Regions from separate parts of the Homo sapiens genome. Here region 1 is linked to region 2. A link is an interaction called in ENCODE POLR2A ChIA-PET data of the cell type or tissue named here. Cell type or tissue: GM12878. All regions are shown on one strand. Each heading gives the region's core, and the rest is flanking DNA. Links, peaks and the distances in the headings are about the cores only.

The links. ChIA-PET counts read pairs that join two places held together with the same protein. Peaks named below come from ENCODE experiments on the same cell type or tissue, not always from the same donor. Only the 100,000 strongest peaks of a DNase experiment are listed, where the experiment ranks them.
Region 1: POLR2A ChIA-PET joins it to region 2 with 5 read pairs; 2 of 35 experiments call an interaction of 5 or more read pairs at or near these places.

Annotation. Positions count from the first base shown.
Region 1 is chr3:11,819,067-11,821,987 of GRCh38, reverse strand. The region is part of intron 4 of TAMM41 (TAM41 mitochondrial translocator assembly and maintenance homolog); the gene reads left to right. Among named protein-coding and RNA genes, the nearest start is that of TAMM41, 26 kb to the left of the region's middle. In GM12878, for the core only: no CTCF peak of the experiment used is centred there; a DNase peak (open chromatin) is centred at 1,354.
Region 2 is chr3:11,885,669-11,888,589 of GRCh38, reverse strand. It overlaps the pseudogene FANCD2P2. Among named protein-coding and RNA genes, the nearest start is that of TAMM41, 40 kb to the right of the region's middle. In GM12878, for the core only: no CTCF peak of the experiment used is centred there; no DNase peak of the experiment used is centred there.

The DNA of each region.
Region 1 (2,921 bases), core at 152-2,651, 66 kb after region 2:
AAAGTGATTTTATATGATATTTTTAATAATATGTGCGACTCACTGCATGAGGTCAGGTGTGGAATTTTCCACTTGTGGTGTCCTGCCAGTGCTCAAAAGGTTTCCAGGTTTGGGGGTATTTTGCATTTTCGGTGTTCAGATTAGGGTTGCCCAACCTGGATCTCCATTGCCTAGCACAGCTCCTGGTACTTTGTAGCCACTCAGATATTCACTGAACTGAAATGACAGCAGTCTTGCAATTCGTTTAAAGGGAGAAAAGTTAGCCGGTAATTATTATCTCCAAGACCCAGCGCTTCCTCTACCCTCCATCCTTCGACTATGCTATATACATATCATAAGTAGTATCTGCTTTACTACTTACAAAGCATTCTCTAATACCTTAACTCTGGGTTCCCCAACCCTTGGGAACCCTGTTAGGAACCAGGACGCACAGCGGGAGGTGAGTGGTGGGCGAGCTTCATTTGTATTGACAGCCAATCTCCATCACTTGCATTACTGCCTGAGCTCCGCCTCCTGTCAGATCAGCAGCTGCGTTGGATTCTTATAGGAGCGCAATACCTATTTGAACTGCATATATGAGGAATCTAGGTTGCAGGCTTTTTATGAGAATCAAATGCCTGATCTGTCACTGTCTCCCATCACCCCCAGAGGGACTGTCTAGTTGCAGGAAAATAATCTCAGGACTCCCACTGATTCTACATTATGGTGAGTTGTATAATTCTTTCATTATATATTACAATGTAATAATAACAAATGAAGTGCACAATAAATGTAATGTGCTTGAATCATCCTGAAACCACTGTCCCCTGGACCCACATCCATGGAAAAATTGTCTTCCACAAAACCTCTTCCTGGTGCCAGAAAGTTTGGGGACTGCTGCCCTAACTCCTTAAATCTGAAAGCAACTTTGTAAGGTTAGTGTGATTAAGCCATTTTACAGTGAAGGACTCAGAAGGTTTAAGTAACTTGACCTCAGTCACCCTGGGACATTGCCAGACTTGAAAGCCAGGGCCTTGCCGCTGTACTGTGCAGCCCTTCACATCTGCATACTTGTAATGAGGTCCCTGACTGCTGGCTGCATGCCTGAATCACAGGGAAGGCCACCTACAGGTGGCTTGCAGGCCTTGGAGTTTGTATCATTTCAAGGTCAAGGAGAAATCCTTTTGGATGCCTATTGTACTGGCAGTTCTAGAGGCATAAAATAAAGTCAGCAGTCAGTTTTAATCCATTGCTGTAGTTTTGTTGAAAACAAATCTCCCAAGGTAAGAAAAATTGATTGTTATGATCAGATGCTGGTTCGTGCTGTGCCCATGATGTTATTCATTTTGTTCTGAAGAAATGAGTCATAAGCCCATTTGCTTCCTATCCCCTGCGGTTGAGCTAGTTCAGCTGCACACCAGTGAGAGAAATTCAGTTCTGCACACATTTATTGATGTATGTGTTCCCTGTGCCAGGCAGTGCACAAGGAGCTAAGGATGCAGACATAAATAAGCCCCGGTCCTTGTTCTCCGAGAGCCTGGAGTGTTTTCTAGGTCCTTTAATCATGGCATGCAATTGTTCTTTTAGGGGGAAGATTTGGATTGTAAAACATAATCCTTGATATTTTAAAATGGTAAATCCTTCTCTCAGAAAGTGACTGTCTAAAATTGAGGAACTTTTTGTTTGTGGAATGTACAGAAAGAAGGAATGACACAAATATTTAGAATTCAACAGTTTTAGAAACTGATCTTTCACTTCAGGGCCAGCCTTGTTAGAGTCAGAATTTGATGACATTTCATCTCTTCAAAGATTAATGGAATCCATTTTTATACGTGTAAGGATTTACACAGTTGGAAGTTAACTCAGCCACCACTCCATTCACATTTGTCACGTCATCATCTGTGTATCCCATAAATGTGTTTTAAAATGCTAGAAAGTAATATGCCAGCATTATAGAAGTGAGGGAAATGGGGGGAAATTATAGAGTAAAATCATCACCTAAAATTTCACTACCCTAATACCGAGAGGCAGTTGGACCTGGGGCATGTTGTCTTTGCACGTCCATCTCCTCATCTGTAAAATTAAGAATAATAGTACTTATTTTATGGAGCTTTGCCATGACCAAATGAGATAGCAAATTAAAGCACACATGCAAAAACCCACAATAAATGTATTTTATTAGAGCAAAAATAAGCATTTTTATATAGTCTCTTTGTCTTGTTTTTCTCATTTTTTATGAAGTTTTTTTTGTTTTGGTATGCTTAAAAAAAAAATTACATAGAGACAGAGTCTCGCTATGTTGCCCAGGCTGGTCTCGAACTCCTGAGCTCAAACATTCCCCCGGCCTTGGCCTCACAAAGTGCTAGGACTATAGATGTGAGCCACCATGCCCAGCCTGTTATACTTTTGTATCTCTTTGTTTCTTACTGCATATTAAATGATCACTTTCCATCTTGTTGTGTGTGATTACTGTCTGTGATAGTAACCATATGCCATCATAGTGCATTCTTTCCCCTGTTGTTGGACATTTGGGATGCTTTCAGTATTATAAGTAGTGCTTCAGTGAGCAATTTTATATATGTAGTATATTTTTACTTCCTGGAAACCTTACGCAAGTTTCTTAATCACTGTCTTTGTTCCCTTGTGTATGAATGGGGATAGAATCCTATCTACCTGAGAGGAGAGCTGTGTGTATTAAATGAAGCAATACCACAACACACTTGGCACAGTGGCTGGTATTTACCAGATGCTCGGTAAACGTTACCTGTGTGTTTCTGTCTTACTCTGTGTTTCTGGCTTATTTCTTTAAGCTTGCTCCAGAGATGGGGTTTCTTGCTTCAGTGCTTTCCAGAAGAATTTTAGCAGTTTATGCAGTCAACAGCAATATGTGAAAGGACTGATTTCTCAACCTCCTCATTAGCAGTGATCCCAGGTTTTAACTA
Region 2 (2,921 bases), core at 256-2,755:
TTAGATTTAAGTCCATAATCCATTTTGATTTTTGTATATGGCAAGAGATAGGGGTCTAGTTTCATTCTTCTGCATATGGATATCCAGTTTTCCCCACACCATTTATTGAAGAAAGCAACTTTCCCCAATGTATATTCTTGGCACCTTTGCTGAGAATGAGTTCATTGTAGGTGTGTGGATTTATTTCTGGGCTCTCTTCTGTTCCATTGGTCTATGCATCTGTTTTTATGCCAGCACCATGCTGTTTTGGTTACTATAGCTCTGTAGTATAATTTGAAGTCAGGTAATGTGATCCCTCCAGTTTCATTCATTTTACTCAGGACAGCTTTGGCTATTCTGGGTCTTCTGTGGTTCTGTATAAATTTTAAGTTTTTTTCTATTTCTGTGAAGAATGTCATTGGTATTTTGATGGGGATTGCCCTTGAATCTGTAGATTGCATTGGGTAGTATGGAAATCTTAATAATAATTCATCTGATCCATAAACATGAAGTATCTTTCCTTTTTTTGTGTGCCCTTCAATTTCTTGCATCAATGTTTCAGAGTTTTCATTGTAGAGATCTTTCACTTCTTTGGTTAAGTTTATTCCTAGATATTTTATTTGTAACTATTGTTTATTTTATTTGCAGCTATTGTAAGTGGATTACTTTCTTGATTTCTTTTTCAGATTGTTAGTTGTTGGCATACAGAAATGCTACTCGTTTTTATATGAGGACTTTGTATCTTGCAACTTTACTGAGTTTATCTAATAGTTTTTTGGTGGAGTCTTTAGGCTTTTCCAAATATCAGATCATGTCATCTGCAAACAAGGATAATTTAACATCTTCCTTTCCAATTTGGATGCCCTTTCTTTCTCTTGTCTAATTGTTCTAGCTAGGACTTTCAACACTATGTTGTATAATAGTGGTATTATATAAGTGGGTATCCTTTCTAGTTCCAGATCTTAGAGGAAAGCCTTTCAGTTTTTCTCTGTTCCATTTAATAGTAGCTATGGGTCTGTCATATATGGTTTTTAGAGTGTTGAGGTGTGTTCCTTCTATACCCAGTTTTGATGAAGGGATGTTGAGTTTTATTAAAAAAAATTTAGCATCAATTTAAATATCATGTGGTTTTTGTCCTTCATTTTGCTGATATGATGTATCACATTGATTAACGTATGTTGAACAATCCTTGCATCCCTAGGATAAATCATCCCATTTGGTCATGAGGAATAATTTTTTTTTTTTTTTTGAGATAGGAATCTCGCTCTGTCGCCCAGGCTGGAGTTCAGTGGTGCGATCTTGGCTCACCGCAACCTCTGCCTCCCAGGTTCAAGTGATTCTCCTGTCTCAGCCTCCTGAGTAGCTGGGACTACAGCCGCGTGCCACAATGCCCAGCTAATTTTTGTGTTTTTAGTACAGACGGGGTTTCACCATGTTGGCCAGGCTGGTCTCAAACTCCTGATCTCAAGTGATCCATCCGCCTTGGCCTCCCAAAGTGCTGGGATTATAGGTGTGAGCCACTGCGCCCGGCTAATCTTTTTAATGTGTTGCTGAATTAGGTTTGCTAGTATTTTGTTAAGATTTTTGTATCAATGTTCATCAGGGATATTGGCTTCTATTTTCTTTTTTTGATGTGTCTTTGTCTGGTTCTGGTTATCAGGGAAAGCTGAGTGCTTTATCACCTCACTACTGTCCTAGTAGGACTACCAGTATAGGACACTTCCCTCATCTGTCAAGTACTTTTCCAGGATTATTTGCAGTTCTACAATGTGCTTTAACCGGGTGAGCACCTTCCCCTTCATCTCAGGTGATGTTTCATGGCAGAAGGCATTCACAATCTGCAAAGTACAATTACATTCTCATACTTTCAAATGTTCAGATTTTAACCTTGTTTGTATTATTTATCCAGAGCTGAGAGATGTCTATGAACAGCAGGATCTTTAAGTTTAGTCTATAATAGAAGTGTCCTCAGCAAGGTGGTGTAGAGAAAAAAAATCTCTGGGCCAAAATATAGGAGATTCAGCCAGGCACAGTGGCTCACGCCTGTAATCCTAGCACTTTGGGAGGCTGAGGCAGGAGGATCACTTGAGGCCAGGAGTTTGAGACCAGTCTGGCCAATATGGAGAAAGCCCATCTTTACCAAAAATATAAAAATTAACTGGGCATGGTGGCACATGTCTGTACTGCCAGCTACTGGACAGGCTGGGGCAGGAGAGAATTGCTTGAACCTGGGAGGCGGAGGTTACAGTGAGCCGAGATTGGGCCACTGCACTCTAGCCTGGGTGACAGAGCAAGACTCTGTCTCAAAGAAAAAGAAAAGAAAAAAATAGGAGATTTGACTTTTGATCCTAGTTTTGCTTATTACTAGTTATGTTACAAGGCGGAATAGCCAGAGAGCACATACTTTGGTGAAACAAGTTCTATACTGCTACTTACTGTGTGACCTTGGCTGAGTCTTTAATCTTTCTAAGTATTTCTACATAAAGAAATGAGTCCAGCACTTGGTACAGTGTAAGTACTTAAAGTTTTTTCATTGACTTTGAACTCCCTGTACTTGAAATTCAGTATGTGTAAAATGAGGACAATCCCTATCCTGCCCACATCATAATAGAGATGTGGTAATCAAATAAGCTCATTCAAGTGCACAAACATTCCTGAAATAATATGTGAGAGGAAGACAGTGAGGTAGAGATATAAGATGTTGCCATCATTGTCATTATCACCAAACACAAATACATTCTAATGGGAGGGAAACTACCACCACTCACTGAATCAAGACAGTAGGCATATGCCTGTGCCAGGACGAACAGTAGTTCCACAGTGAAGAAGGTGAGAAGGTCATTCTAGGCAGAAGGCAGCTTGGAGAAAATAAAGCATGGGCAATGTGAAGTGAATTCTAAGTATTCTCATTTGGCTACCTACGGAGGTTCATATAACTGGGG